Linked DNA regions of Homo sapiens: region 1 is linked to region 2. A link is a loop called in an ENCODE intact Hi-C map of the cell type or tissue named here. Cell type or tissue: heart left ventricle. All regions are shown on one strand. Each heading gives the region's core, and the rest is flanking DNA. Links, peaks and the distances in the headings are about the cores only. Region 1 overlaps TLNRD1 (talin rod domain containing 1). Region 2 has its middle 64 kb from the start of CFAP161.

Region 1 (16,283 bases), core at 4,955-12,954, 55 kb before region 2:
CTGTTCTCTGAAGTTGATTAAAGTTCTAAACTTAAGCGTTTTCACTGCTCCTGCACCCCCCACCTCCCATTTATAACATAAAGTTCAGGGCTTTTCTTCCAGCAGGTGTCTTGAAGTGAATTCTGCTTGTACTTTTTTTCTAGCAGATTTCAAGAAGCCAGAGTGAGGAATGCTAGGCAAGGGGATTGGGCACAGGTCTTTGACATTTTAACTTTTCTCTAATGTCCCAGGTTGCTAAACTTGTTTTTTAAATAGCCCCTGATGTTTAAAAAAAGCAGCGTCTCAGACCTATTTCATAATAGGGTTTAATAAGGTCAGCAGAGATACTGGTTCCAGGAATAAAATCAGAGTGGCCTGTTTTTTTTGTTTGCTTTTTAATTTTTAAACTAGGGTTAATTTAAGACATTAATCCTTGGGTTCTTCTGACTCCTGAGGGCAAGTTTTCTTACACAGGCTTAATGTGCATCATCTTGACCAGGGAATGTTGAGAACCTTCTTCCTTTGAATGGTCATGAGAAAAGGAAATCATGATTGCTAAGTTCTTTGAACAAAAGACATTATTTATGATAGTCAACTCAGTAAATGGAACAAAAACAGTCTTTCAAACATAAGACTTAACCAGAAAAAAGCACAACTCCATCTTTCTTTGCCTGTTTTAAGCATAGCATTTATGGGTGATGTTAGGAAACACAAAAATTATGTGTGTGTATTTGCTTTCTTCCGCACCCCCACCATCCTCATCTGATTGGTTATTTTACACACACTTTTTTTTTTTTTTGAGAGGGAGTCTCACTCTGTCGCCCAGGGTGGGATCTCGGCTCACTGCAAGCTCCACCTCCCGGGTTCATGCCATTCTCCTGCCTCAGCCTCCCTAGTAGCTGGGACTGCAGGTGCCCGCCACCACGCCTGGCTAATTTTTTTTTTTTTTTTTTTGTATTTTTAGTAGAGACGGGGTTTCACCGTGTTAGCCAGGATGGTCTTGATCTCCTGACCTCGTGATCCACCCGCCTCGGCCTCCCAAGTGCTGGGGTTACAGGCGTGAGCCACCGCGCCCTAACTTTTTTTTTTTTTTTTTTTTTTAAAGCTGGCATGGGGATTTAAAATATTTGGCAGTTTGGAACAGCTAATTTTAACAGAAACACCTGTTTTTCCGAATGAATGTGACTATGGTAACATGCAGATCAGGCAGAGGATTTGAAAAATGACTGCCAAAATTCTTTCTGAGCTTTGCTGAGTGAACGTGGAAGGATTTAGAGAAGAAATCCTTAAAGATTTAGTAGCATTTTCACCTGGGACTGTTCCCTGGGCTGCCTTGTGGTTTGCATCAACTGGAAGAGGCTTTAAGGAGACCATCTCTGAGTTTCCAGTGTGGGCACAGGTATTTGTGTTCCTCCCTGGCAAATTCTTGTCTTTACTTAATTTTTTTTTTTTTTTTTTGGTAGGAGTATGTATGCAATTAATTGCTCCATTTTGACTAAGCAGGGTTTTACTTTAGGGTTCTTTAGGTAGGTGAGTTGTCTGCTTCGACTTCAGTGGCAGAAGGCTTTAAGATTTAACTGTCCGGGTATTATAAGGAAAAAGTGTGATACTAGTGTCTATGATTGGGGTCAATTTAATTTAACTGTGGACCCCTTAAGGTTAAGGGCTATAGTGCCCAACATATGTGTAATTTTTTTTTAAATGAATCTGTATATAAGATACTTGGCAGCAAGTATACATAAGCAAGTAGTAAAATTGTTCCTGGAAATGAAAGTTATAATGGTCATTAATTCGGCAAATATTTACTGGGGACCAACTGTGTGTGCTACTAGACACTGCTGGTGCTGGTGTGCAGCTGTGAGTGAGACGTGGTTCCTCTTGGGAAGGCTGCTGTCTAGACTCAGTGCTAGACTCAGACCAACCTCAGCTTGGTCTGTGGGACTCTCAGTCTCATCCTGGGCCCTACCTTTAACGTATTCCATCAGAAACTCTTGAGGTGTGGCAATTTGTGTTTTATCAAGCCCTCCCAGTTGATTCAGATGCATGCCCACGTTGGAGAACCACTGCCCTACAGGGGCTGTGGGTTTCTTTTTTATTCTCTGTCAGGTCTGAGTCTAGAGTACTTCTCTATCAGGAAGCATCAGCGTTTCTGCAAATTACGTGTTTGCTCAGGTGGTTTTGTTCTCCTGGATATTTTGAGACCATTTCTCCAGATAGAGAAGACAAGTTGGTCTCTTGTTAATTTGAAATCTTTGAGAATCCAGGTTTTTCTTTTGGAGAGGGGGATGTGATTACAAGTTCAGGGTCCTTCCCTACCTCCCACCACCCTTTTGAGATGAACTGAAATCATTTAATAGTGAACTGGCAAAACAGCTTTCTATGCTTTCACATGTTGTTGACGCTTGTCCTGGAAAACGGAATAGCAGACAAGCTAATTAAAATTCAACCCTTTAGCTCTTTGGTTGCCCAAGAAAGAACACTTTGATACTGAGTTTGTAAAGTACTATATTCAGAATGAGATGTAGTATATAGACTTATCCCAAAGCTCACTTTAAGGATAACCAAAGTCTGCAATATACTCAGGAAATATACTCTCTAAGGCTGACCATGCACCAGGAATTAGGATGATCTTTTAGAGTCTCATTCCTCAAAAGGGTGGCCCCAGAAGCTGGCATTGGCATCACCCAGGAACTTGGTAGATACACAGACTATTGGCCCGCCCTGGCCCAGATCTACCCAATTAGAGCCCTCTTTTTGACAGGTCCTCTAGGTGATTTCTGTCCCATAAATATTTGAGAAGCAGATAAAAGCAGTGGCCATGACTGAATCATAGTTTCATTCTTTACTGTAGGAACCTAGGCATTTATTATGTTTACTTAGATCTTTTTGGTTTATAAAGTGCTTTCATGTTTATTATGTAATTGGGTCCTTAGTGCAATCTTGTGAGGTGGGCAGGTATTACCGTGGATGTCATCTAAACATTTGTGCCTTGCCTTTCCCATTATAAAAATTAAATGAATTCACATGAAATGTAAGCCCTTGTGATGAGCTTTAAGATCTTGTGATGAGCTTTGTAAGACAAGTACCTGCCAGGCATGGTTGCTTAGGCCTGTAATCCCAGCACTTTGGGAAGCTGAGATGGGTGGATTGCTTAAGCCCAGGAGATCGAGACCCACCTGGGCAACATGGCAAGACTCTGTCTTTCAAAAAAAAAAACAAAATGTTAGCCAGGCATGATGGCATGTGCCCGTAGTCCCAGCTACTTGGGAGGCCGAGGTGGGAGGATCACTTGAGCCTGGGAAGTCGAGGCTGCAGTGAGCCATCATCTCAGGACAGCACTCTAGCCTAGAGGATAGAGCAAGACCCTGTCCCCCCATAAAATTTAAAAAAAGACTAGTTCTGTCTTCTTCATAAAGTAAACAAAAGTATGATCTAAAAAAACTATGTTAAAGTCAGTTTCCCTTAATAACCTTGCCTTTACCCTTCCAGTAATTTGACACAGCAAGTATACTATAACATCCTCAAGGACGGCCCAGATGATGAGCATAGCTCTGTTTTCTCAGTCTACCTCTGGGAAGGATTCTGTGTGGTTTCAAACCTCCTATCCAGATTCTCTAAAACATTGGGTGTCTTATAATTTTAAAACCATGTCAGTCAAACATTTTAGACTTCAGGTAAGATTTGAATGCTAATTAAGATTTGTTAGCATAATTTAAAAGTGAATCCATTTACTGATTTTAAACTTTATAATTCATAGTTTGATTGGCAAGTCTGTTTAAATGTCGAAGATAACATGTATCCAGATTTTGCTGAAGTAGACATAGAGAGGAAATTTTTTAAATCCAATGTTTCAGGAAGGGAAATATATATGCTGTGCATTCAAGTTTAATGAACATACTGACCTGAAAAACTGCTGAAATTATAGGGCATCACCTAAGCTTTAATAGCTTCTGATTTTGTTCTAATTTTCCCAAATATTAGGTGGTACGCCAGATACTGTTTAAGTGAAAAATCATTTGGTTACCTTGGCTATCTTACCAACTTTTTAAGAGACCTACATTGATGATAAACCTCCAGAAATTGGAGATTATTGTAGGAAACCCAGGTCCATTTAGTGTTCACTGATGCCCTTTCAGTTTAACTTTTCTCATTTTGATGATCATCAGCTTCCTGTTCTAAAATTAACTGGCAAGTCATTCTAGCATCTCCCTTCAGATAGAATTTTGTGTTAATGATTTTTCTAAGTGTTTACTTGGCAGCTTGGTTTTACTTAAACATTCCTTCTCATGCAGGTTCCATGATGAAGATATTTCTAAAAACATAAGCATGCTTCTACTTTAGTTATCACTTTGAATTTGATTTTTAAGGTATGTGGGCATTTTGTGTTTGAAATGCAATGCAAAGCTGTCCGTAAAACTGACACAAATAGATCACCTGATATTTTAGCTGTCTTCATGATGGAATCATACTACTCTGGAGCAATTTTTATTATACTGTTTCTTTAAACTGGTTCTGCTGTGATTATTATGTAAGTGTGGCTGTGACGAAGGAGAGCCCCATGAAGATGGCTTTATATTCCGTTTGGCTCAGCAACAATGACTCTAATAAACCGGATTGAAATGGGAGTTTTTCTACCTGGATTATACACATAACTAAAATGGATAGGTAAACTCAACTGAATAGATATGAAATCACTTTAAAGATTCATCCTTTTTCTTTTCTTTTCCTTTCTTTTCTTTTCTTTTCTTATTTTTTTTTTTTTTTTTTTTTTTGTGACAGTCTTGCTCTGTCACCCAGGCTCCCAGGCTGCAGTGCAATGGCGTGATCTCGGCTCACTGCAACCTCCGCCTCTTGGGTTCAAGCAATTCTCGTGCCTCAGCCTGCCAAGTAGCTGGGACTAATTTTTGTATTTTCAGTAGAGATGGGGTTTCACCATGTTGGGCAAGCTGGTCTCGAACTCCTGACCTCACGTAATCCGCCCACCTTGGCTTCCTAAAGTGCTAGGATTACAAGCATGAACCACAGTGCCCACTAAAGATGCATCCTTATAGGTGGCTCAAGTGTTCCAGTTCCCCTCATCCCTCTCTTTCTGGAGGGCAAGCAAAGCTTCTTGCCCACAGAAGTTTCTAGAAACACTGGCAATTCTTGACTTCACTGGGACGTTTTGCTTCATCCTGGGCAGCCACAAAACACCTTCTAGATTCACATTAATAATAAATGAATGCATTAGCCCATTGTCACATAGGGGCAAGTTGCTGGTAATGACACTTACTATGCCATTCATTAGTTGGGTCTAGAATAGTGTCAGATTTAGCAAGGCCAATGGTAAAAGTTTCTGATTTAGCAAACATTTACTAGGTGTCTGGGGCAGTATTAGGCATGTTCTCTGTATTAAAATATTACCTTACTTAAGGAGTTACTCAAAGTCACACAACTACTGTTAGAAACAATCCTAGAACTAGAAACAACCCTAGAAATCCAGTCCTTTGTCTTCCCCAATAAAATCAATTTGAGATGCCGTTTGTCAGGCTGAAGACATTTTCCAAGTGCATCATCCTTTTGTGTTACATTTATGTAACTGGAGAAAACAGAGGCCTAGGAAAGCGTAGCATTGAGTACTCATTGTTCGGGTGACTGGGGAGTAGTATGTAGGCATTGGCATGACGCACCAGAGCATCTTCTCTTTAGGTGTGATAAATGGTTTAGGTTTGACTGTATCATGGGTGTTGATTCTTTCCTGGGTATACGAGAATTATTCACTTTAAATGCTACAAGGAAAAAGTTTTAAATGTTGAAAAAAAACTAAGCCTATTTGATTTTTTTTTCGTTTTAAACATGTCCATGAAATCCTGTATGGTCTGAACTTCTATGGCTTCTTGTCAGATTTCAGAGCTGAGAGACTAGATGCTTCTACCATCTTACAAATAGCTTAAGAAGTGAATTTTGCATTATCTATTGGGAGTTCACTTAGAGTTTTTGGAAGAACTTCCTAATTGCCTAATCTAAATTGTTCCTTTTGCATTGTTTTTCCCTGTGTGTGTATGTGTGTGGCTGAGAGAAGAATGACTCACAAACTCCATACAGAGTATAGGACATTAGTTGGAGCCTCCTGGGGATATCAAGATACTGGGATCTTCACCATGGATTTTTCAACAGTGTTCAGTAGACCTTTCTTAAGCCTGACTGTACAGAGAGGATGCTGTACTTAACAATAAGTGTTGGGAATATGGATAAGAGCTTAGAATGCAGTGGAAGTGATAGCAAGATAAAACACATTACAAGGGACCAGGATAAGTGCCATAATTTATGTTCCTAAGGATCTTCTAATCTAGATCTTTGGCTGTTTGGGGCCTCATAGTCCCTAGATTTGATCATCTGGATATATTATCCTGCTGACCAGGGAGAAGGATGTTGACATCAGAACCCCACTTTCCTACTCTCAGTGCCAGGCGACCGCATATAATGTAGGTGGGAATTCCATCGAATGTATTTTCTGTGCAGCCAGAGGGCAGTTTTTAGTTAGAGGTTTCAGGTGCCTTAAAAAGTAGGCTTTATTCCAAGGCTCAGGGATCATTTTCTGTTCTGCTCTTTGATTTTTTTTTTCCCAAGACAGAGTCTTGCTCTGTCGCCCAGGCTGGAGTGCAGTGGTGCCATCTCGACTCACTGCAGCCTCCACCTCCCAGGTTCAAGCACTTCTGCCTCAGCTTCCCAAGTAGCTGGGATTACAGGAGAGTGCCACCACGCTCATCTAGTTTTTGTATTTTTAGTAGAGGTGGGGTTTCACCATGTTGGCCAGAGGCTGATCTCGAACTGGCTGGTCTCAAACTCCTGACCTTGTGATCTGCCCTCCTTGGCCTCCCAAAGTGCTGGGATTTCAGGCATGAACCACTGCGCCTGGCTGCTCTTTAATTCTGAGGTGGTGTTGATGCAGAGTGTGAGGCTATTGCTGGATGGGATCTGCACTGTAGGAAGCAGAACAGCTTTCCCCTACTTCACTGAAGCAGCTAGCCTGGCCTTGGATCAGCAGCCATGGGTGGGGCCAGTGGGCCCAGCTCACTTGCAGAAGAGTCCTGAGCCTGGCTGCCCGCCATTGTTGTGGATCACCAAGAACTGAACTGGGCTCCTGAAGATGCACCTGGCCTGGAGAGTGCACCTGTCTGGCTGATAGACTGGGAGCTTTTCAAGGCAATCTGTTGTGTCTTTTTCATCTGTCATCCCTAGAAGGTGACCAGGATGCTAAATTGTTTGTTTAATGAAAGAAAATCAATAGCTGGCATTTTTTTGAGCTCCTGATGTATACGCTAGAAACTTTACATTGTGTTTCTCAGTCCTTAAAGCAACCCCTTTGAGGTATGAAGAGTCGTTCTCATTTTACAGATGAGGATGCTGAATTGAAACCACTTGCCTAGGGTCAAAGAAACTAGTAAGTAGGGGGATAAAGGTAAGAATCAAGGTCTTGTGACAGAGACAGCATTCTTAGCCACTTGGCTATAGTGAATGAATGATTTTTAGGATAGTGTCCCTCTGCCCATTGAGGCGAAATGCTCTTCAACTCTGTTAAATTTTTAATCTTTCCAATGACAGTTCCTATGGGTTTCTTCCTAAGCCTCACTTAAGCCTTTGGTCTGAGCTCCTCTTGGACCATTTGTGGAGGGCCCTGGATGCCCACAGGCCCCTTGTAAAGACTCGGGCAGAGTTGATTCCATGGACAGATGGCTTTCCACCTGCTTCATGATCCTGGTATCCTAAGGGATGCTTGAAGAAGATAAACCTCTGGTTTGTCAAGGAACTTCCACTTGGATTTCTAAATTGCAGCTGCCTTTGCTCTTCACCTACTTGGAACACTTCCATGGTTCTCCCGTGGACTTTAGGATAAAAGGCAAACTCCTCACTGAGGCATTTCTAGCAGGTCTGGTCTCTCACAGTCTACCCATAATTATACTTTTTAGAGGTCCTTCCAGTGTCATGCTGTCTTCTTGCCTCCAAGCTGTTGCACAAGCTGTCCCTTGGAACACTCACCCCACATCCTGCTTCTCCTTAACCCGCTTCCGCAGTCCTCAGCCTGGGTGGCACCCTCTCCTGCAGGTCCCTGTAGTACCCTGCACTTTCCCTATGTTAGTATTTATCAAGTTACTGTAATTCTCTGTTTACCTATCCATGTTCCTAGTATGGATCATCATCAGGTGGTGGCATCATCTTTTTATCTCCAGTGATTAACGCAGTTACCTAACACATATGAGGCTCTCAATAAACATCTCTGCTGAACAAATGTAGTGTTTATAAGTCATATCAAGCTTTTAGAGATGAAAAGCCCCAAGAGTAAAATAGTTCATTAACCTTTTCCTTTGGCTAGATTCCCTTCAGTCAGTTACCAAATTCTTTCAAATTCTCCTTTCTCATACCCTTGGCATCTGTTTCTTCTCCCCAGCTGCACAGCCAGCATCCTAGCCTAGGCCCCTTGTTGACCCTCACCTGAACAATGCTGCTTAATGAGTCCCTAGCTGCAGTCTGGATTACCTGCCCAAATTAGGCATGCTTTCATCACCTCCTCCCATCAGCCATGTCTTTTGTGTAGTAAATCTAGGCCCTAAACTGCAACTTCACATAGTCTACTTATTGAGTACCGACAGCATGCCACTGGACTGGTCCCACAGGGAATAGGACCAGGCCCTTATCAGGCCATGGCACTCATCTCCCACCACCCCCAGCCCAACCTCTGTTCCAGCATGATGGGCAGAACTCAGGCCTTTTTCCGTGCTGTTCTTATTCCTATATCTGCTTTTGCTTTTGTTGGTCTCTTTATGTGAAATATCTTTCCCGTCCTTCTGAACACGTGGTAACCCTTTGAGCCTAGATGACTCCAAAGACTAGGACTCTCCATCTGTGCTGCAGAACGGGGCGGCCTTGGCATGTCTGGTCTTTTGTGGACTTCCCAGGGATCTGGGTGGCTTCCAAGGCCCTGGATGGCCCAAATTCTCTTCCCTTAACTGGTCTAGGTACCCCAGGGCCTCACCTAAGTTTGAGCTCTGAGCTGGAGGACTGGATGCCAACCTGGTGATGATTCTTGCCTCTCTCCTCAGGGCGGTATTAGGTCCAGCAGGGGTCACGAAACAAAATGCCACCTCAAGAAGGGAGTCTTTTCCCACAAACGAACTTAGAACCATATTCCCTGGGGAGCCCTTGAAATCAGCGTGAGAACTGACTGAGGGAGTGAGTCCTGGCTTTGAGTCCCATAATTGTTATAATACAGAAATTACTCATGACTTTCCATAATCAAGTTTTAGTTATAACAGTGTACTTAAGCTGGGCTCTGGGGTGAGCAGTGCCCACTAGCAATCTCTGCCTACTTCTTTGCTTTCCAGGATCAGGCTCCTGTGAATGGAGGAAAGAAGCTAAAGCCTTAGGGAAGAAAAAGAGATCCTATGCCAAAGCCATCAGGGAATGCAGGGGGACCCTCAGGTCAGCAGCAAACTGGCATTTGGGCGTTTGGGCAAATTAAAATTTCCAATGTGCAACTACCCATTTGAATCATTTCCTTAATTTTTTTTTTTTTGCATTTTATCATCAAGACTATCTGGAAATAAAAGATTATGGTTATCTTATCTAAATTAAAGGGATTGTTTAAAACAAAGGTATTATATCTATTTAATTATTTAACTTCTTCCTTCCACATCCTACCTGCTCCCAGCCCAGCATTTCTAACCACTAGCACTGAAACTCTGGTTTCAGTGAAGTAATAAGCAGATAGAGTTACCATGGTCAATGGCCACTGATGATTTCCATAAAAAGTGGAATGCGTTGCTCATGTCCCCTTTCTGGTGGTGCGGATTGTGATGTGGATCATAATCACATTGGATGGGGGTGGGGTCACTGGGGCACAGCTGGAAGCCTTGCACTTGCCACAAGCTGAGTGGCTGTGGTATGGGGTCCTAGTGTGATGGTCACCAAATGACCCGGCCTCTCTCAGACTGCAATTTCCAGCTTTGAAAGGAATTCTGTGAGGACTCAGTGAAAGGAATAATGACTTTAGCGATCCAGCTTCAAGCACATGCAAAAGCTTGCCATGGGGCTGGGAGATACAATCTAGGCTCCTGTTCTCCCAGCACAAGGAGGAATCACAGCTCAGTATGAAAGGGCGATTGTGAGAGGTGAATAATCTGTGCTTTCTGTCTTTGGACCTCTCTGCCCTCTCCCCAGATAATCCTCAAATATTTCTTATCCTAGGATGCCTGCATCCTAATCCCTGAGATTAGCTCTTAGCAGCTGAAGACAGGCTCACCAACCTTCTCAGAATAGTCCTGCCTTTAATTTCCCCAAGAGAAGCCCATTCTCAGCTCAATGCGTTGCTTCCCGTCATGCTGGTCCACTGCCAGCCTGGGTATACTTGAGCCATTCAGCTTGCAGTTCCTGGCAACCTGCTCTGGGGCAGGCATCAGTGATATAAACGTAAGACCTAATCTGCATGCTCAAAGAGGAATTAATGGAATTACTGCTCATAGAACATAACTTGTTCTTCAGTAGCAATCACTGAAACCTTCAAATCCTGCAAGGCTCAGAGGAATAAATCTGAGGTAGTGCTTATTGGGGCAAAACATACTGGGACAGAAATCTGGACTCGGCACCCTTTGAATCACTCAACTGGCCTCTCTATGCCCTTTATTCTCATGATCCCGTCTGTGAGCACCAATTTCAAGCCTTGCCCAAGAGGGAAGATGTCATACTTGGCTCCCAGACAATCCATCCAACTTATAACTGAAACTGACAAAAAAATTATTGAGATTGTACTTGGTAACTTGTTCCCTGGGAGGGAAGTTCTCTGTCCCTTTAGCATTGTGATGGGGTCATCCTGGGAAGAGGGTGGTGGTTTACACAGGGTGTGACTTCTGTCTGTATAAATGGGCCTTACTTTTGAACGTTGGTAACAGCATACTCTGGCTTAGTTATTATTTTTGGTACTAAAGACTGGGGAAGTATGTGAATTCTTTTGTAGACATTAAGCCTTGAGGCCTGTTTGGAACTGAGATGTGGGGAGAAGTAGAATTTGTGAGTTGCAACAATTTGATGCTGAAAGTTATAGCAGTGCTTAGTGCTTAGAGGTTTCCACTTCTGGTACAATTTGGAAGCCTTTGGGTATTACATAATGTCCTGGGGAATAGGGAGTTGGCCTTAATTGTCACCTAGTTCAGTGGTTCCAAGATACTGGCTGAGGACCAGAACCTATGTGTGTCAAAGATTTCATCAATCTGAGCAAAATGGAAAACAGAGGACTGTGAAATGTCAAGTTACTAATAGTACTATCATGGACTTTTCTTTATTTGGAGATTATATCATTTCTTAGTCTTTGTTGTTAAAAGCTCATTTCATGAATGTAATGGTGTTAGTTTTAATTTTAAAAACTATTCTTGCATTGCAAAATTAATTATCAACCTTATTTTGGTGCTTCCAACATTTAAAAAAAATCACTGTGTTCAGAAATCTTAAAGTCTGAGAACTACTGACTGTGACTACCTATGAATGAATTTTTTGTGTTTGTTTTTAAGAGACATGATTTTGTTCTATCCCCCAGGCTGAATGCAGTGGTATAATGACAGCTAACAGTAACCTCAAACTCCTGGGCTTAAGTAATCCTCCTACCTCAGTCTCCCAAGTAGCTGGGACTACAGGCATGTACCACCATGCCTGACCAATTTTTATTTTATTTTATTTTTGTAGAGACAGGGTCTCGCTTTGTTGCCCAGAATCAGGCTAGTCTTAAACTCCTGGCTTCAAGCTATCTTCCTTCCTCCACCTCCCAAAGTGCTGGGATTACAGATGTGAGCCACTGTGCCTGGCCCCATGAAATACTTTGAGTCCTAGGGTATTTTCCCCCCAATATTCATTTGAGTTAGTGCAATCATTTTTTAAAAAGCATATGTGAAAATATTTCCAAAGGTGAATCCAAGTAAAGAAGCGTTTCTTAAGAGTGGGGACATCCCTTGTTACAACAAAACCACTACTTATTTTTGTTAGTAAATTCATCTTCAGTTTAACCAGCTTGAGGAAATATGCCTGTATACTCTAGATAGTCCAGGCCACTGGTTCTCAAACTTGCCTGTCCATCAGAATTGCCTGGAGGGCTTATTAAACACAAGCTGTGGGACCCCACCCCCAGTTTCTGAATCTGTAGGTCTGGGATGGGACAGGGCCTGAAAATTTGCACTTCAGACAAGTTCCAAGTGATGCTGAGGCTGCTGGATGGGACCACACTTTAAGAACCAATGGAGTAGGTCACTGATTATCAGCCTTGGCTGCACAGTGGATTCACTTGAGGAGTTAAAAAAAATACTGATGCCTGGATCCTATCCCCAGATATTTGAACACCAGGATTCTTAAAAGGGCCCCAAGTGATTATAGTAAGTAGCAAAGTTTGAGAACCACTGGACCATAGTGACTTCAGCACAAAAGTTTATTTCTCATGCCAGTGTAGTATGGGGGAGAGAAGGGAGAGAGACTTGGTCCATACAATCACCCAAGTACCCAGGCTGGTGGAGTTGATGCCATCTGGAATTCATCTTTGTGCCTGCAGCAAGGAAAAAGATAGCCTGCTGGTTCTTCAATGATTCCACCCAAAAGTGACTCGGAAGTGTTCTGTGTCACAGCTAATTGGTCAGAAACAGTCATGTGCCCTAGCTGCAAGGTAACTGGGAATTTAAAGAAGCACATGGCATTTGGGATCAGTAAATTTCTCTGCCTCAGTGACACTTCCCTGATACAGTGTAATCTTCTATGGGCCTTGTCTTAGACTACTTTATGTTGCTATAAGGCTGGGTAATTTATAAAGGCTGGGTAATTTATAAAGAAAAGGGGTTTATTTGGCTTACGGCTCTGCAGGATGTACAAGAAGCCTGGCACCAGCATCTGCTTCTGGTGAGGGTCTCAGGCTGCTTCTACTCATGGAAGAAGATGCAGGAGAGCCAGTGTGTGCAGAGATCACATGACGAGAGGGGGAATAAGAGAACGGGGGAAGATACCAGGTTCTTTTTAACAACCAGCTCTTGAGGGAGCTAATGGAGTGAGAACTCACTCGTTCCCCTCTTCCAGGGAGGGCATTAATCTATTCATGGGGGAATTCACCCCTGACCCAAACATCTCCCATTAGGCGCCACCTTCAACACTGGGAATCAAAAGTGAACGTAAGATTTGGAGGGATAGACATCCAAACTATAGCAGGCCTGATCAGATGCCCTTCTAAAAGATAGCTTCTCAACTGATGCTTTTACAGTGACCTTTTTCTGTCATAAGAATGCCTACCCACTGTAGACAACTTTTAAAAATTAAAAAAAAAACTAAAAAAAAAGAAATCTCTATAACATGCTACTACTGGGAGATTACCACTCTAAATTTCAGGCATATGTCCTTCCAATAATTTCTTTCTATATATATATTCTTTTTTTTTTTTTTTTTTTTTTTTTTTTAGACAGAGTCTCACTCTGTCACCCAGGCTGGAGTGCAGTGGCACAATCTTGGCTCACTACAAGTTCTGCCTCCTGGGTTCACGCCATTCTCCTGCCTCAGCCTCCTGAGTAGCTGGGACTACAAGCGCCTGCCACTACTCCCGGATAATTTTTGTATTTTTAGTAGAGACAGGGTTTCACCACGTTAGCCAGGATGGTCTCAATCTCCTGACCTCGTGATCAGCCTGCCTTGATCTCCCAAAGTGCTGGGATTACAGGCATGAGCCACCATGCCCAGCCCTCTATACATATTCTTTAACATGGTTAATTGCTTAGAATTTTTTTTGTAACCTCCTTTTTTTTTTTGAGATGGAGTTTCGCTCTTGTCACCCAGGCTGGAGTACAGTGGCATGATCTCAGCTCACTGCAACCTCCACCTCCCGAGTTCAAGTGATTCTCCTGCCTCAGCCTCCCAAGTAGCTGGAATTACAGGCACCCTTCACCATGCCCAGTTAATTTTTGTATTTTTAATAGAGACAGGGTTTCGCCATGTTGGGCAGGCTGGTCTCGAACTCCTGACCTCAAATGATCTGCCTGCCTCGGCCTCCCAAAGTGCTGGGATTACAGGTGTGAGTCACCACGCCCGACTGTAACCTGCTTTTTTTTTTTGCGTAGCATTTTACCATTTTGTTAAAATTAATTGAATTTAAGTGTTATTAAAATACTATTTTAATTCTATTGCATGGGTATACTACAATATAATTGGTCATTTCTTCCTCGTTAGAAATTTTGGTGGTTGTTTTGTCAATAGCTTACTATTGTAAGTAGTATTTGCATGAACATCTTTATGAACAAATTCCCCCCATATTTCTGATCATTTACTTGGATACATGAACAGGCTTATTTTAAGTTACCTATTATTGTACAGCAACTGTTTCTGTACTTAGTAACACATATTTAATAAGTATTAATACTGTGCAAGGCATTGATGGAGAAATGATTGAGCTTGATCCTTGCCTTCTCTAGTAGCTCAGCTTCTAGCTGGGGAATAAGATAGAAACACAAATAGCCCTAATCCCAAGGAGAAAGAGACCTAATGTTTCTTCAAGTGATTTTCCCAAAACCATCCTGTCTATGGTACACAAACTCCTGGAACAATGAGTCAGTGCTCTCTGGCAGTCAATGGCTAAGAGCTCTAGTTGGGGCTCAACTCTACCTCCCTGCATGACCTTGAACAAGCTTCCCTCTCTAGGCCTCAGTTTCCTTGTCTTTAAATGAGGGCATTAGACTAGGTCATTTGTAGTGGGGCCATTCTGTGCCCCCTAAATAGTTGAAGGGTATGAATCAGCATGACTGTGTACTTTCCTTTTTTAGGTGTCTAATTATTTCTAGCAATCTGGGACGGGCTCTTTAGGGACTTGTTGGAAGGCAGTGGGGTGGCCCAGGGTCCATTTCTGCCATGGGACTCTAGGATGACATCTTTGTGCAAACCAAATTAGTAATGAAAGAGCAGGGTCTGGGCTTATAGGCAAGGAGGAGCTGAGAGAAAGCTCTTAAGAGAAGGAGTTTAAAATGAGGGGCAGTTTTTTGGCATTGGAAGTAAATATTAATGCTAACAATAATCACCAGCTATGCTTGAGGTACCTCCAAACCCATTCCATACAATATTTCATTTGGTAAGTGTTTTTAACCCCATTTTAAAAATGGTGCCCTTGAAGCTCAAAGAGGAGACATGAACTGCTTTGTGGGTGTTGCCGCAGGGAAAGTCAGCTCATCGCCAGAATTGCAAAGAAAAGCAAAAAAAGTGAATTCTTTTTAAAAAAAATTTAGTTACTTTCTTTCTCTTTTTTCCTTTTTAAATTTATTTAAAATTTTTCCCTTTATTTTTATTTTTTGACTTTTTTATTATTTTATTTTTATACTATATTTTACGTGGTACGATCCCTACTGAAAAAAAAAGCAAATTCTCATTTTTTGAGTCTAAAGTCTGGGGTCAAAGTCTAATGAGGGGATTTTATGGGATTTCTTTGGAGGATAATTGTAATAACAAGCACTTTAATCTTAGATGCTGTGTTTAAAAAGGAATAGCCCTCCCTCCCCATCTTTCCCAAGACTCCAGTGCATTTTTCCCTCTGCCACAAACTTGCATCTGTTTCCCCTTACAGTTTTCTGTTTTCATTAGGATGCTTTAGGATGAACCAGATAAGGCCTTACCTCACATAACAGTTGATCAAAGCTGGTAGTTTGGAGCCTCAAGTGCATTTTGCCTGTGGAAAACGTACTAGAACTGCTGCTTAGAATCCTCAGGCAACCCGCACATCTTCGTGCACCAAAATGTGGCTCGGCTGTAGCACAGAAGCTCTTCTCCGTGTTGGCAGCAAAAGACGGTGGAAATGGAAATGGCCAGTTTGCAGAGAGAAACAGTGACTCTAGCCAGGCCCCTGAGTTGGGAAATGGGAGAATTTGTCTTCAGCATCATCTTCCTTGTAATTTCGTATCCTTTGCCCCAGGCTTTCCTAATAATAACTGACACCTACATGATACTTTCTATGTTCTAGGTGCATTTCCAAGCACTTAGAATTGTTCCTTTGTATCTGTGGGGGATTGATTCCAGGACCCCCTTGGATACTAACATCCCTGGATGCTCAACTCCCTGATGTAAAATGGTGTTGTATTTGCATATAATCTGTGCACATCCTCCTGTATACTTTATTATTATCATTTTGAGATGGAGTCTTATTCCATCACCCAAGCTGGAGTGTAGTGGCACGATCATGGCTCACTGTAGTCTCGACCTCTAGGGTCTCAGGTGATCCTCCCACTTCATCCTTCTGAGTAGCTGGAACTACAGGTGCAGGCTACCACATGGGG
Region 2 (16,283 bases), core at 3,418-11,417:
CTAATCCTCATCTCCTCAAAGCCATTGTAAACCCTTCATGGGGCCGAGCCATTCCTGGTCCTCAGTGTTGGCCAAGGGATCCTTCAAGTTCGCTCAGGCTTGATCCCACTGCCTTTCCCTCCTAGGCATGTGCATCTCTACAAGGGGTTGGATGTAAGGTATGAGTGAAAGAAGGGACATGTGGATGGCCCTACCCTAGACCAGTAAAACAGATTCTCTAGGAGGTAGGATGAAGTCCTCATAGGGTTTCCCAGCTCCTCAGATGATTCCAGTGGGCAACCAGGGTTGAGAGCCATTGCATTATGCTATGCTACCTGCCTCAATGCTATTTCTAGTTTCTCAGAGTCATCTTCACGTCCCCTTCTTTACTCTTACCTTACATTCAACCCCTAGCATATCCTGTTGGACTTACCTTCAAAAATGTGTCCAGAACCCCACCACTGCTTATGGTCTCCACTGCTACTATCCTGCATGCATCTCCTAGCTGGACTATTCAGTTGCCTTGTTTCTGATCTTCCTGCAACTATCCTCACCCTGCCCCACAGTCCTCTATCAATACAACAGCCTGATGATTTTGCAGTATGGGAGCCATCTCATCAGAGTAAAACTCAAAGTCCTGTCCAGGGTCTACAGTATCCTCTCTGATATGGCTTCCTTTCCTCTCTGGCTTCAGGTCCTACCAATTCTCCTCCCTACTTTCTCTGCAGCCAGACTGGATGCTTAGCTGTTATGGAGCATGTAAACAGTCTTCTGCCCCAGGGCCTTTGCACTTGCTATTCCCTCTGCCTCACAGCTCACTTGTTCAGTTTCTTTGTGTCTGCTCACATATCCCCTTTTCTAAGAGGCTGTCCCAGACTACCCATCTACAGTAGCAGCCTCTCACTGTGCTATATTGGTCTCGCTCCCTGGAGAAGCCTTTACTCTCCATCCCTTCACCTTTCTTCTTGGCACCTAATACCACCTAATGTATTTATTTATTTTGTCTGTCTTTCTTCACTAGAATGTCAGTTCCATGAGAGCAAGGACTTGGTTTTGTTCACTGTTCTCTCCCTAGAACCCAAAATAGTATCTCTTCAATGATCATTTGTAGAATAAATGAATATTATGCAATGTTGTTTTATTTCTTTTTTTCTTTTTCTTTTTTTTTTTTTTTTTTTTGAGATGTAATCTGGCTGTGTCACCCAGGCTGGAGTGCAGTGGCGCGATCTCGGCTTACTGCAACCTGCGCCTCCCGGGTTCAAGCAGTTCTCCCTTCTCAGCCTCCCAAGTAGTTGGGACTACAGGCACACACCACCATGCCCGGCTAATTTTAGTATTTTTGGTAGAAACAGGGTTTCACCAAGTTGGCCAGGCTGGTCTCAAAGTCCTGACCTCAAGCAATCCGCCTGCCTCAGCCTCCCAAAGTGCTGGGATTACAGGTGTGAGCCACTGTGCCCGGCTGCAATGTTGTTTTCTAATATAAGAAATTAAAAGAGAAAATATGGCTAAGAAAAAGAAAATAAATCTATGGGCAAAGTTAATGCACATATGAGATATAATTCCGTATATCTCATATGTTTCACTAAAAGGTTTGAATGCAAATTTGGCTTTTGGCTTTTAGCAACAAAGGTAAAAAGGAAGACAGCACTAATTATAGAATCTAGTGTCCATAAAAAAAAATAAGCCTGCTACACAAGTGAAACGGAGCAATTCCTAATACTAAGATGTAAGACACATCATCAATTTAATCCTCATTAGAGGATACAGTGTGAGAAAGTGAATAATATCCTTGAAATAAATACAGTGAATTTCTCAAAGTTCTTTGATCCTTCGAGACTGTGAAGTCAAGATTGTTGTTTGAGGGAAGTGCTCTATTTGCTTTTAACCGTATTTAAATATTTACATTAAACCTATATCTAGCTGCCAGATAAAACTATTTTTTTCTAAATTCCTCCGATATCCAGGTTTTTGTCCAATTCATCAACAAACCCTTCTGAGCATCAGAGAGGATGCCCTATACTATTGCCAAAGGAATTTGGATCCTCTCCAGGGTGACCAAACATCCTGGTTTTCCTGGGACAGGGGTTACTGGGATGTGAACCTTTCCATGATAAAACCAGGAAAGTTCAGGCACACTGGCATAAGTTGGTCACTGTACTATTTGTTTCTGATTTGTTGCCTTGCTTCTCTTGTGAAACGTTCATGGAGTTAAAGAATGGAATACTTTGAGTCTTTGCAAATGGAGGCATGTAGTGGTAGGTATGCTGAGCTCTTATGTTCTTTTTCTGACCCACACATAGATAAATAGAGCAGAATTTGAAATGCAAGATAACATTCTGGAACCCAAGATCAAGCGTTCAAAAATAAGTGGAAGCCTGGGCACAGTGGCTAATGCCTGTAAAGCCAACACTTTAGGAATACAAGGCAGGAGGATTACTGGAGCTCAGGAGTTCGAGACCAGCCTGGGCAACATAGTGAGACCCCCATCTCTACAAAAAATAAAAAGAATTACCTGGGCATGGTGGTGTGTGCCTGTGGTCCCAGCTACTCAGGAGGCTGAGGTGAGAGGATTGCTTGAGCTTGGGAGGTGAAGGCTGCAGTGAGCCATGATTACACCACTGCATTCCAACCTGGGCAACAGAGTGAGACCCTGCCTCAAACAAACAAATAACCACAACTGAAAAACCTAAAATGTAAATGGGTAAGCAGAAGAATATCAGGCAGTTTGAAATGCAAAGGCCTACAGGTGGGCTCAAGTTAAGGGAGATGTACAGCACGTGGTGACAGGACAGCAGGAGACAAACAAGGCTACAGGAGGCCAAGGAAGGAGAGAGGCCCCTGTTCTCTTGGTGGTGGGCTGGAAAGCTACACAGGAAGGAAGCCTCCATCTGAGGGCCTCCATGCTGGGTGTAGAGGCTGCTTTACTTTCAGCTATGAACAGGGCAGCTCAGCAGAGGCCTGTCTTATACCATCTTAAATCCATTCAGAAATGGCAACAGCGGCCACATTAGAGATTTAAACAGGATGGGCTTAGGTTGTCATAGTTAGGTTCCCTGACCACTGGACCTGTTTCATCATTTAAAGTCTCAGGCTCTTTCCTGCGACTCACAGTGAAGCCTTGGGTTTCAGGAAATTCTTAAAGAGGTGTTCCTATGTCTTTGACTCAGTTATATACTTTCTAAAATATAGGGTAGATAAAGAAGGGAAAAAAATGACTGTCTTTTAATTTCCACAAGTCCAGAGATGATGTCGATATTTAATAAATGGGTCTTCCAGTTTTTCATATGCATAGATATTTTTAAAACCTGAGGTGATATTATTTTATGTTATAACCTGTTCATGTGTATGGTTTCTAAGCATAAAATATGCACATAGATAGACACATGAAATTAGAAGCACATTGTATACCTAATTAAGGATCCTGCTTTCTATATTTGTAATGTGCCAATTTTGCATGTCATTATTATGTCTCTTGGAAATATACCTTTTGTGGTGCACAATATTCCTTCATGTGGTATAAAATGATCTGCTTAAGCGTCTCTCTATTGGGCACTTTAACTCTTTTCAATTTTTTTATATTAAATGTAACACTGCAGCATTGTTTTTTCTTTTTTTTTTGAGATGGAATTTCACTCTCACTCAGGCGGGAGTGCAGTGGCTCGATCTCGGTTCACTGCAACCTCTGCCTCCCAGGTTCAAGCAATTCTGTCCCAGCCTCCCAAGTAGCTGGGACTACAGGTGCACACCACCAGGCCCAGCTAATTTTTGTATTTTTAGTAGAGACAGGGTTTCACCATATTGGTCAGGCTGGTTTCGAACTCCTGACCTCTGGTGATCCACCTGTCTCAGCCTTCCAAATTGCTGGAATTATAAGCATGAGCCACCGCGCCCAGCCTAGCATGTATTTTTGAGTAAATCTTTGTGCACCTCCCCATTGACTCCTCAGCTAGTTCCTAGAAGCGAGTAAAGGAAAATGATGCACATATTAAAGACTGTGTTACATATTGACAGACTGTTTTCCAACTCAACCAGTTTATACTCTTGCCCTTAATGAATGAGAAATTCTTTTTATCTTTATTGATTCAACCTTCCAATTCTTGCTAGAGTTACATATTATCTTAAGAAAATATTTGCCAATTTGATGGGTTAAAAAAGATATTTTAATTTGCATTTATTTGATGATTAGTAGTGGGTTAATTTTAAAACGTACTTATTCTTTTATGAATAACCTGTTTACTTTTACCCACTATTTTTTCTAAATAGGCTATTGATTTTTCTTCATGAGCTCATTATGAATTATGATATTGATTCTTTGTCATTTTATTGCAGGTTTGTTTTTAAATTCAGAATATTTTTGTTCTAAATTTGAACTGTTTAATACTAATTTTCCTTTCTGTGCTTCACTTCTCAGTGCACACTTATACTGTTTTAAAGTCGAATTTATCTTTTTATGTGATTTTTTCATTGCATTTATTCATAAAATGTTCCTTTTTGTTTTTATATTATTTACTTATAAGTAAATTTTGGTTATTTTGTGATTTAATTTTTTAATATTTGAATTACATTTTTTATAATTTTGAAGTAATTTAAATATAGAAAAAGATGAAGCCTAATTTAGCAAATACCCATTTAATTCTGCTACTGAAATGTAATAGATGCTATCATCTTGTTGCATTTTCTTCAGATTTTTTAAATGTAAGAAATAAAATATTCTTGAAATCCCCTTTGTAGTTTTTGTTTGTTTGTTTGCTTGTTTTTTTGAGACAGAGTCTCACCCAGACTGGGGTGCAGTGGCGCACTCTTGGCTCACTGCAACCTCTGCCTCCCGGGTTCAGGCGATTCTCCTGCCTCAGCCTCCCAAGTAGCTGGGACTACAGGAGCATGCCACCATGCCCGGCTGAGTTTTGTATTTTTAGTAGAGACAGGGTTTCACCATATTGGCCAGGCTGGTCTCGAACTCCTGACCTCAGTTGATCCGCCCACCTCAGCCTTCCAGAGTGCTGGGATTACAGGTGTGAGCCACCGCACCCGGCTGTGTGTTTTTTTTAATCCTAATTCTTCCTTTCTCTCCTTAGAACAAACCCCATCATGAAATTTGTGGATGCCCTTCAGGTCTGTGCTTTTTATGCTTGTATTACATTTTACATCCATGAAAACAATAGATAGTATTATTTTTGCGTATTTTTTAATAAAAAAAGTATTGCATATATTCTGCAACTTCTCTTTTTTTTAAACTGAAGATTATATTTTTGAAATTTTTCCATTTGGATACTTAGATTTAGTTTATCTAATTGCTGTGTAATAGTCCAATGAGTGAATATATTCCATCTTTTTACCATTCCTCTATTGTAACATCTGGTATTGCCTGATCTTTATTTTATTTTATTTTATTTTATTTTATTTTTTATTTTATTTTATTTTATTTTTTATTTTATTTTATTTTATTTTATTTTTTATTTTATCTTGTATTTTATTTTATTTTATTTTATTTTATTTTATTTTATTTTATGTTATTTTATGTTATGTTATGTTATGTTATGTTATGTTATGTTATTTTATTTATGACAGAGTCTTGCTCTGTTGCCCAGGCTGGTGTGTAGTGGCACAATCTCGACTCACTGCAACATCTGCCTCCTAGGTTCAAATGATTCTCCTGCTTCAGTCTCCTGAGTAGCTGGGATTACAGTCACATGCCACGATGCCCAGCTAATTTTTGTGTTTTTAGTAGAGACAGGGTTTTGCCATGTTGGCCAGGCTGGTCTTGAACTCCTGGCCTCAAGTGATCCCCCTGCCATGGCCTCCCAAAGTTCTGGGGTTACAGGCGTGAGACACTGCTCTTGGCCATTGCCTGATCTTTAGTCTCAGAGACTTTGATTCTGTTCTCTTCCAGCTCACCATACAGAGAGTAGTGTAATCTCTCTGAAATATTGTTGTAGGTCGCATTTCCTGGGTGTAGTCTCTGAGCTGGAGACTAGGAGGAAGGAAATTTATTGGAGAGTACTCCTGAAGCTTACACTGGTGGAAGAGATGGAAAGGAAGCAGGATGGGCAGAGGGAAAAATTGGGCCATGATGCAGCCTCAGGAGGTCCCAGCCAACTGCACAGCAGCATCTGAAGCTGGAATATCCCTCTGAAGTTGCCTGGAGATGGGGTGAACATCTAATAGTCACTGGAGGTGAACTGCCCTAGAAGCGGGTGTGGACTTTGGGCAAAGTGGTTCTCTTCAGCTCTTTCCAGAGAAAGCTGACCAGTGGCTGCATGTCCAGCAGCAGTGGAGGGGGGTGCTCAGTTCTTCAGTCAACCTGAGCAGCACATCTCAGCATCCACTGCGGTTGTCTTGTTACTTCACTGCCTAGAGAATCAGGTGCTTCCTGCAATTGTTTGGAGGGCTGAGATTTCCAAGGGAAACTGCGCCATGGATGGCCCTCTCCTCTAGCCCTACTGATCCAGGCCTGGGAGTGTTTTGTAGATCTGCTGCAGATTTTGTCCACTCACAGTTTAGGAGTGCTTTTTCCTTACATGCTCAACCTTATTTGGTCTTATCTGCGCTCTATACTGAAAAAAAAAAAAGGTCTTGAGTAACTGGCATATGGATTAATTGATTAATGAATTCATCTGTACATTCCCAAGTATTTACCTTGTACCTACTGTGCCCAGGCATGGTTCTAAGGGTTAGTCACAGTAGTCAGAACGTACATTGTAAAGGGAAAGGCAGGCAGAAGCTAACAGATTAATATATAACATAATGATAGATAGGGATATGTTAAATGAAAACAAAATAAAATCAGTTTACGGGGATAGAGAATGGGGGAGGGAGAGGACATTATTTTAAATAGTGACCTTGATAGGCATTTCTGGCAAGGTGACATTTGCGCAGAGACTGGAAGGAAATGAAGGAGTGAAAAGTATGAGTATCTGAGAAGAGTGTTCTAGGCAGAAGGCCCAGAATGTGCAAAGGTCCCAAGGCAGGAGAGAATCTGGAATGTTCAAGGAACATTAGAAAGGCTAAGGTGGCTGGAGTGGAGCGAGGGGGGGAGGTGTAGGAGGAGATTGTTCATAAAGGCAGAGATATGGTTAGGCTTTGTGCCCCCACCCAAATCTCCTGTTGTATTGTAATCCCCATAATCCCCACGTGTCAAGGGAGAGACCAGGTGGCAGTAATTGAATCATAGCAGCGGTTTCCCCCATGCTGTTCTCACTATAGTGAGTTCTCACAAGAGCTGATGGTTTTTATAAGGAGCTCTTCCCTGCTTTGCTCAGCACTTCTCCTTCCTGCCACCTGGTGAAGGAGGTGCCTTGCTTCTCCTTTGCCTTCCGTCATGATAGTAAGTTTCCTGAGGCCTCCCCAACCATGCTGAACTGTGAGTCAAGTAAACATCTTTTCTTTGTCGATTACCCAGTCTCGGGCAGTTCTTCATAGCCGCGTGAGAACAGACTAATACCGGCAGCCAGAGTGAGATCAGGTAGGGCCCTGTAGACCATTGTCAGGATTTTTGTCTTTTACTTGCGTTGAATAGGAGCCGTGGTTGAGTGTGAGGATACAAGTGATGTGATCTGACTTAGGTTTTAAAAGGAGCATCCTAGCAGCCATGTGAAGAATAAAAGCAGGAGGACAAGAATGAGGGCGGGGATCGCAGTAGTCTGAAAAGACGTGGCTGGACTGCATCTAGGAGGACGCATGAGCTATATAAGAAAGCCCTAGGACTGGACACGTTCCACTAGGGGGTGTACATAGATGGTGGAGAGTTCCCAGGACTGAGTTCTTTGGCTCCCCAGCATGTAGAGGTCAGGAAGAGGGTGAGGATACGGGAAGAGAGGCCAGCCAGGTGGGAGGAAAACCCGAGATTGGATTGTCGGTGGAAACCACGTGAAGACGGCATTCCGAAAGGCAGGGAAGGACCAGGGGGGGTCAGACACTGCAAAGAGCTCACCCTTCCCAATTTACTACTGCTGGTGTGGCATTTCCCAGATTACAAGTTTTCAGCCATTTCAATTAGCATTTGGGAGGTAGGGGAATTAAACTCAAGCTCAAATCTAGATCCTGATTGCCATTGTTGAAAGTGATCAAAGGGAATTGAACGATGTATTTTGAAGAAAGAGGTCACTGTGTGGGGCTTTTTCTCTTTTTTTCAAACCTGTCAAGGACTCTTTTCTGGATGTCAGTTTCAAGGCGGTTCTCTCACACGGTGATGCCTGCCCTTCCTTCTAGCACCCTGCAACGGGACCTTTACATACTCAGCCTTTTGTTCATCCTGGCTGCGCTTGTCCACGGCATAGCGGTTTTCCTCCACTGTAAACTACTTCTGCTGAATAACTTTGTTCTACTCATCTTTACATCCCTCATGGCTTGAAGCCCAGTTTTCCACACTCAGTGCACTCTCATTATATATGGAATGTAAAATTTACTTTTCCTAAATATAATTTTTTTCCTTTATTAAGGCATCAATCCAGTCTTTGGCAGAGGATACATTGGGCTGTATTTATTGGCAATATTATTATCTACTTAAGCAAAGAGAAAAGAAATCAGAGCCATTTAATGAGGTTCAAAGACAAGGAAGTCCCTGGAGTTCCCTTTGGTCTCTGCCTTTTCAAATTGCAGTTGAAACTATTATTCCGGGTAAAGAGAAACAGAACCCAGGATTCCCTTTGAAGAAGGGAAACCTTGTGCTTCTTGCCTCTTGAGGACATCTACCAGCCTCTCTCATGCAGAAGGAAGGAGCACCCCTGTGCCCAATCAGATGTTAAGTTCGTCCCCTGCATATTTGGCAGAGTTTGCTTCTTTTTGTTTGGGAGACATAGCTAGCCTAACTAATCATCAGTCTGGGGCCAAGAGTCAGGCTTCCCCATATCACACACCCCTACAAGCCTGCTTCCTTGCAAAGAAGTGTGCCCTGAGGTTCAGTTTATTCTGGCTGGCTCACACTCCACAGTGCCCCAGCATGTTAAGAAAGAGAGAGAATAGAGCATCAGGACATGGGAAAATTATGACATCAGACTCTGGGAAAGTGACCGAAAGCCTCCACAGCCACATAAGTTAGTTCATATTTTTGTAAAGCTTACCACTGCTTTCATACCCTCACATTAGTTCACTTGAGCTGCCAAGATCCCAAGTAGATTAGGCAATATCCATTTCCATTTATGACAAAAACTGTCTGCATTCACTTTTGCCTGCTAGGAGATTGGTATATTTCATACAAAGTGATGGCTTTTTTTTTTAACTTTAATTTTAGGTTCGAGGGTACATCTGCAGGTTTGTTATATAGGTAAACTTGTGTGATGGAAGTTTGTCATACAGATTATTTCATCACCCAGGTATTAAGCCCAATACCCAATAGTTGTCTTTTCTGTTCCTCTCTCTCCTCCCACCTTCCATCCTCAAGTAGTCCCCAGTGTTTGTTATTCCTTTCTTTATGCTCATGAGTTCTTATCATTTAGCTCCCACTTGTAAGTGAGAACAAATGGTATTTGGGTTTCTTTTCCTGCATCGGTTTGCTAAGGATAATAGCCTTCGGCTCCATCCATCTTCCCAAATGACATGATCTTATTCTTTTTTATGGCTGTGTAGTATTCCATGGTGTATATGTATGGCATTTTCTTTATCCTGTCTGTCATTGATGGGCATTTAGTTTGATTCCATGTCTTTGCTAATGTGAATAGTACTGCAATGAACATTCACATGTATGTGTCTTTATGGTAGAATTATTTCTATTCCTCTGGGAATATACCCAGCAATGGTATATATACCATTCAGTCTGTCAGTTGAGGCTAAAATCATCTCACGACCCTACTAGGGCTTACACATCTGCTTCCAAGCTCATCTGCGTGATTGGTATATACAGAGAGGAATAGAAATCATTCTACCATAAAGACACATGCACGTGAATGTTCATTGCAGCGCTATTCACACTAGCAAAGACATGGAATCAACCTAAATGTCCATCAATGATTGACAGATCGAATAAAGAAAATGTGGTACATATATACCATGGAATACCCAGTAATGGTATATACCCAGCGGAATAGGTATATTCTTATACCTGGGGATAAGAGTGGTATCCTATTCTTGGGATACCAAATAGATAACCTGGGTTATCTATTCCTGGAATCCTAGGAATAGGATACAGAAATAGAATAGGATACAGGTAACCTGGGTCGAATGGTAGTTCTGCTTTTAGCTCTTTGAGGAATTGCCACACTGCTTTCCACAATGGTTGAACTAATTTACATTCTCACCGTGTATGTGTCCCTTTTCTCCACAACCTTGCCAGCATCTGTTATTTTTTGACTTTTTAATAATAGCCGTTTTGACTGGTGTGAGATGGTGTCTCATTGCGGTTTTGTGACTTTTTGTTGAGGAAATACCTTAGTGAGGTGAGGCTGAGAAAGAAAAAGCCCGCTAGGCATAGCCTAAGTAGCAGGGGTGAGTTGAGAAAGCACGAAATTGTTTGTATTATCTTGGAGAAATCTGGAAGCCTGGAAATTGGAAACACTTGGCATACACCCTTTTAATAGATGGGGTAGCTGAGCTCAGAGAAGTTAAATAATCTGCCTAAAATATTTTAGAAATTTGAGTAAGAACATTAGGCCTTGGTCCAAATCTTCTTTCTGCTTTGGGTTGTTCTCTGCCCCTTCCTTCCTTCCTTCCTTCGTTCCTTCCTTCCTTCATTCCTTCATTCCTTCCTTTGTTCCTTTGTTCCTTCCTTCCTTCTTTCTTTTTCTTCCTTTCTTTTCTTTTCTTTTCTTTTTCAAGATGGAGTCTCAATATATTGTCCAGGCTGGATTCAAACTCCTGGGCTCAAGTGATCCTCCTGCCCCAGCCTCCTGAAGTAGCTGGAACTACAGACATGCACCACCATGCCTGGTTTCTGTCCTGCTTATTTGTTTTACAGGTGGTCACCTTTTGTCTCTTCCTTCCTAGGCTCTGACCACTTCTGTTTGGGCTATGGCCTCACTTTATTGAAGTGCAAAATAAACAGAACAATATGGTGGGTTCCTAAATAACAATTTACTAAACTACCGTGAACACCTTATTCTCAAAGGAAGAGCTAGCGCTCATCACGAAAGTGTGGAATTGGGGTGAGGGGAGCAAGGGAAGCACTGGATTGGGAAGCAGGAGACTTGAGATCTTACTTGGTCTCTGCCCCATCTCATTGTTTGATCCTGGGCGAGTCACTTCTCCTCTGTAGATCTCAGTCTCCCTTTGGGGAAGGTGAAGAGGTCAAATGAGTTAATGTCTAATGTCCTGTGAAAAATCTTTCATCATTCCTCCTAGTATCTGTAGCTCTTGGGGTGATCACTCATCCCAGTTTGCTTGAGACTCAGAGGAGTTCTCATGATACAGACTTTCTGTTTTAAAACTGGGACAGTTCCGGGCAAACTGGGATGAGTTGGACACCCTGGTGAACCTAATCCTCCCAGAACCATTTGGATGGGTGTGGAGCCAGTCTCCAAGAGGATGCCCTATGATCCTCACTGCCTGCTATTAAAGTAGTCCCACATTGTACCAAGGTTGGTTGGGATGACCAATAGCATATGGCAGAAGCAATGGTATTGGTTATAGTGTCTTCCATCTGTCATGAGCTCTGCTGTCTTAGTCAATCTCTCTCTGTCTCTCTGATTACTCACTCTGTGAAAAGCTAGCTGCCATGCTGTGAGCAGCCTTGTGTAGAGGCCCATGTGGTGAGGAACTGAAGTCTCTGGCCAACAATCAGAAAGGAACTGAGGCTTGCCAATAATCATGCAGATGAGCTTGGAAGCAGATCCGTCAGCCCCAGGAGAGTCCTGAGATGATTTTGCCATCAATTGAAAGATTGACTTCAATCTCATGAGAACCCTGAGCCTGAACCTCCAGCTAAACCACTTCCAGATTCCTAGACCTCAGAAACTGAGAGATAATAAATGTTTGCTATTTTAAGCTGCTAAGTTTTAGGGTAGTTTATTAGATAAAATAGATAATGAACAGATAAGTAGTTATGAGAAAATTCTCAGAAAAAAAACCAAACAGAATTCCAATGCTCTTATATGGACAGGATAGGGACTTATTTCCCTGGCTATAGTCAATGGTTTGGGATAAGCATCTGATCTAGCACTGGTCCAATCAGAATGAACTTGGATATACTGGTACACAAATTCTCTTTTCTATTTGGCTTTTGGTGCTAAGTTGTGAGCCATAAGAACAGAGCCTGGAACTGTCCAGGATGCGGGGAGGTGTGGAGGTGAGGGGTTAGAGGAGGACAGTGGAGGTGAGCATGTGAAAGCAAAGTGAGCATGGATTCTAGTCATGTGTGAGTCCCAGGTCAGATTGCACCTGAAGTAGACCCTTGGCCTGTTCAGCTATTTATCCCATCGACTCCCTGTTGTTTTATTTTAACAAGTTGAGTTTGATTTTCTGTCCCTAAGGATGTCTGTCTGATTCAGTGAGTATTTCCATTTTATAGGTGAGGAAACTGAAGTTCAGAGCAGTGAAGTAACTATCCCAGGGTTATGTAGCAAACAGGTGTCAGAGTCAGAATTGGTTCCAGGCCTTCCTGACAGAGCACCTGCTGTTTTTATGAAGCCATTCTGGCCGATGAATTAGCTTCTGAGAACTCTGGTTTCTAGGAGCTTGAAATTCCTGGAAAGATTAAATAGATCAGAATGAAAAAAAACTATGAGGCGGGTAAAGTTCATTCAAAATGAATCAGTAGCTCCTTTTGGGTTCTGGCTGCCATCCTTGGCAGAGGAAATGACCAGGCCCCAGAGAGCCTGTGCATGAGCATGTTTTCAGTTTTCAGTGGAGGTCTGAGAGCAGAGCCACAGCATCTGTAGCAGGTTTTAAAAAAAAATTTTTCTGGCATTGGCTCTGGAGCAAGAGGAAAGCAACTTACAAAGGGTATATGAGTTTCTATAGGCCAGTGTTCTAATATGAGAAAAGTTTATGTCTTGCTTATAAAAGCCCCCTGCAGATGTTTCTGGTGGGACAGCTCTTCTGGGCCAGCTTCCATATAAGCACTGACTCAGAGGTTCAGGCTTTTTCCAACCTGTAGTTCAGCCACCTTCAACACTTGGCCTCCAAGTTACTATGGAGGGAGAAACATGAGTATAGAGGAGGCACCTTTATTTCTAACTGCTCTGGACTGAAAGTGATGCATCATGACGGTTCACTTTGCATTGGTGAGAACTTGTCATATGGGTTCATTTAGATGTGAGTTGGGAGATGCAGCTTAGCCACATGCCCATAAAGAAGGAATGGGCTTGGTGAGCATCCGCCAAGGTTGTGCCGTTTATACCCAGCAGAGGTGGGTGGCTAGAGCAAAAATCCAGACCTTGTTTCTCTTGCCACGTTGTTTTTCCTGGTAGAGGGTCACATCAATCCATAGGAAAGGAAACCTGCTTCTTCTCACAAAGGGATAACTTTTGTTTTCCTCATGAGTCAACTTGAAGGATAACTTTAAAAAGTTGGTCCATGCAGCAGAGTGAGACTCCGTCTCAAAAAAAAAAAAAAAAAAGGTGCATGCAGAAGACTATCTTTTTCCAATTTGTATAAGGGAACTATGTAAGTTCACTGTAGCTCTGGGTATCCTCAACCCACAGATCTGGCAGGCAGCTTGCAGCCCATCTTCAGAGGAGGGCCAAGTGTCCATTCAGACTCGGGTATTTCCACACTAGCTGTCTTTGAGTTCCATCAAGTAGATAGAGAACTTCTGATCCAAGGGATTTTATAGAGATTACAACCCTTTTCAAGCTTTATAGAATGTCTGAACTAGGATTGGTTTTAGAGATTACGTCCTTCTCCTTCCTAATTTTGCAATTGAAGAAACAGTGCACATCATGTGTTTGCTGTTATTGTTGTTATTGCTGTTATTATTACTGCTTCCATATGAGAAGCATATGCGGGTCAAGTCTCAGATCTGTATTCTAAGGGCAAATCGAGAGGCCCATTTTTCTCTGTCCCTACTATTTTGGTACCCAGTGGATTATGAGATAGAAATCTTGGTGCTGCCGATACAAGCGCATCTTCAGAGTACTCCCGATGTCTACCTGAATCTGAGGATTACTATCTTTTATCGGTTCTGAAAAATTCTTAGATATTATATTTTTGTATACTTCCTATCCTCATTCTCTCTTTCCGTAGAGTAGCTGCTCTTTCTGGAACCCCAGTTACATATATGTTAGACCTTTTCACTCTCTCTTCCATGGCTGCCAACCTGTCTTTCATATTTTCATATCTTCTATTTCTGTATATTTGTATGTACTTTTCTGCATAATTTCTGCCTTCTGTCTTCTAATTGACCCATTTATTTTTCTTCAGCTGTGTCTATTCTGCTGCTCAAACTATAGATGAATTTAAAACCTTAATTCACCCTTTTTTTACTTCATTTTTTTTTCTTTTCTTCATAACTACTTACTCCTTGTTTATAATCTCTTGGTTCATTTATCATATTTTGGCATCCACTTTTATTTATCAAACACATTTGCTTTATGTTATGTAAATGATGGATCTGATTCTGCTATTGGTGATTTCTGCTGCCTTTTACTCATGATGGCACATTTCTAGCGTGTTTTATGATTTATCATTGGGAAAATCTTGGGGCCTTAGCCACAGAACAGTTTTGAAGCTTGGTTCTAACACATGTTCATCAAGAGACAACATGAATTTCCTTTTACCAGATGTATAAGAGCACTACTAACTTTTGGCCCAGCGTGGTGGCTCATGCCTGTAATCCCAGCACTTTGGGAGGCCGAGGAGGGCAGAGATCACTTGAGGCCAGGAGCTGGTGTGCAGCCTGGCCAACATGGTGAAACCTCATTTCTACTAAAAGTACAGAAATTAGCTGGGTGTGATGGCACACATCTATAGTCCCAGCTTCTCGGGAGGCTGAGGCAGGAGAATCACTTGAACCCAGGAGGCAGAGGTTGGTCCACAGCACTCCATTCTGGGTGGCAGAGTGAGACTCTGTCTCAAAAAAAGAAAAAAAAAAAGCACTACTAATTTTTAAAGAATCACTTTAAATGTTTAAACATTAAAAAAAAATCACTTTACCCATGCCTATGTCCTGAAAGGTATTGCCTAGGTTTTCTTCTAGGGTTTTTATAGTTTTAGGTCTAACATTTAAGTCTTTAATCCATCTTGAATTAATTTTTGTATAAGGTGTAAGGAAGGGATCCAGTTTCAGCTTTCTACATATGGCTAGCCAGTTTTCCCAGCACCATTTATTAAATAGGGAATCCTTTCCCCATTGCTTTTTTTTGTCAGGTTTGTCAAAGATCAGATGGTTGTAGATGTGTGGTATTATTTCTGAGGGCTCTGTTCTGTTCCATTAGTCTCTATCTCTGTTTTGGTACCAGTACCATGCTGTTTTGGTTACTGTAGCCTTGTAGTATAGTTTGAAATAAGATAACGTGATGCCTTCAGCTTTGTTCTTTTGGCTTAGTATTGTCTTGGCAATGTGGGCTCTTTTTTGGTTCCATGTGAACTTTAAAGTAGTTTTTTCCAATTCTGTGAAGAAAGTCATTGGTGGCTTGATGGGGATGGCATCGAATGTATAAATTACTTTGGGCAGTATGGCCATTTTCACGGTATTGATTCTTCCTATCCATGAACATGGAATGTTCTTCCGTTTGTTTGTGTCCTCTTTTATTTCGTTGAGCAGTGGTTTGTAGTTCTCCTTGAAGAGGTCCTTCACATTCCTTGTAAGTTGGATTCCTAGGTATTTTATTCTCTTTGAAGCAATTGTGAATGGGAGTTCACTCATGATTTGGCTCTCTGTTTGTCTGTTATTGGTGTATAAGAATGCTTGTGATTTTTATACATTGATTTTGTATCCTGAGACTTTGCTGAAGTTGCTTATCAGCTGAAGGAGATTTTGGGCTGAAACGATGGGGTTTTCTAAATATAGGACTTCATGACTAAAACACCAAAAGCAATGGCAACAAAAGCCAAAATTGACAAATGGGATCTAATTAAACTAAAGAGCTTCTGCACAGCAAAAGACACTACCATCAGAGTGAACAGGCAACCTACAGAATGGGAGAAAATTTTTACAATCTACCCATCTGACAAAGGGCTAATATCCAGAATCTACAAAGAACTTAAACAAATTTACAAGAAAAAAATCAAACAACCCCATCAAAAAGTGGGCAAAGGATATGAACAGACACTTCTCAAAAGAAGACATTTATGCAGCCAACGGACACATGAAAAAATGCTCACCATCACTGGCCATCAGAGAAATGCAAATCAAAACCACAATGAGATACCATCTCACACCAGTTAGAATGGCAACCATTAAAAAGTCAGGAAACAACAGGTGCTGGAGAGGATGT

Evidence for each region. A loop is a pair of places that touch in the nucleus more often than their neighbours do. Peaks named below come from ENCODE experiments on the same cell type or tissue, not always from the same donor. Only the 100,000 strongest peaks of a DNase experiment are listed, where the experiment ranks them.
Region 1: a loop joins it to region 2, with 2.1 times the contacts of the local background. A loop is called at or near these places in 7 of 110 quality-filtered maps.

What each region holds. Positions count from the first base shown.
Region 1 is chr15:81,005,754-81,022,036 of GRCh38, forward strand. It overlaps TLNRD1 (talin rod domain containing 1), which reads left to right. Exons shown (of 1, transcript NM_022566.3): 1 at 1-35. Among named protein-coding and RNA genes, the nearest start is that of TLNRD1, 13 kb to the left of the region's middle. In heart left ventricle, for the core only: no CTCF peak of the experiment used is centred there; no DNase peak of the experiment used is centred there; H3K27ac peaks cover 1,008 bases.
Region 2 is chr15:81,062,381-81,078,663 of GRCh38, forward strand. No RefSeq gene overlaps it. Among named protein-coding and RNA genes, the nearest start is that of CFAP161, 64 kb to the right of the region's middle. In heart left ventricle, for the core only: a CTCF peak has its summit at 7,679; no DNase peak of the experiment used is centred there; H3K27ac peaks cover 286 bases.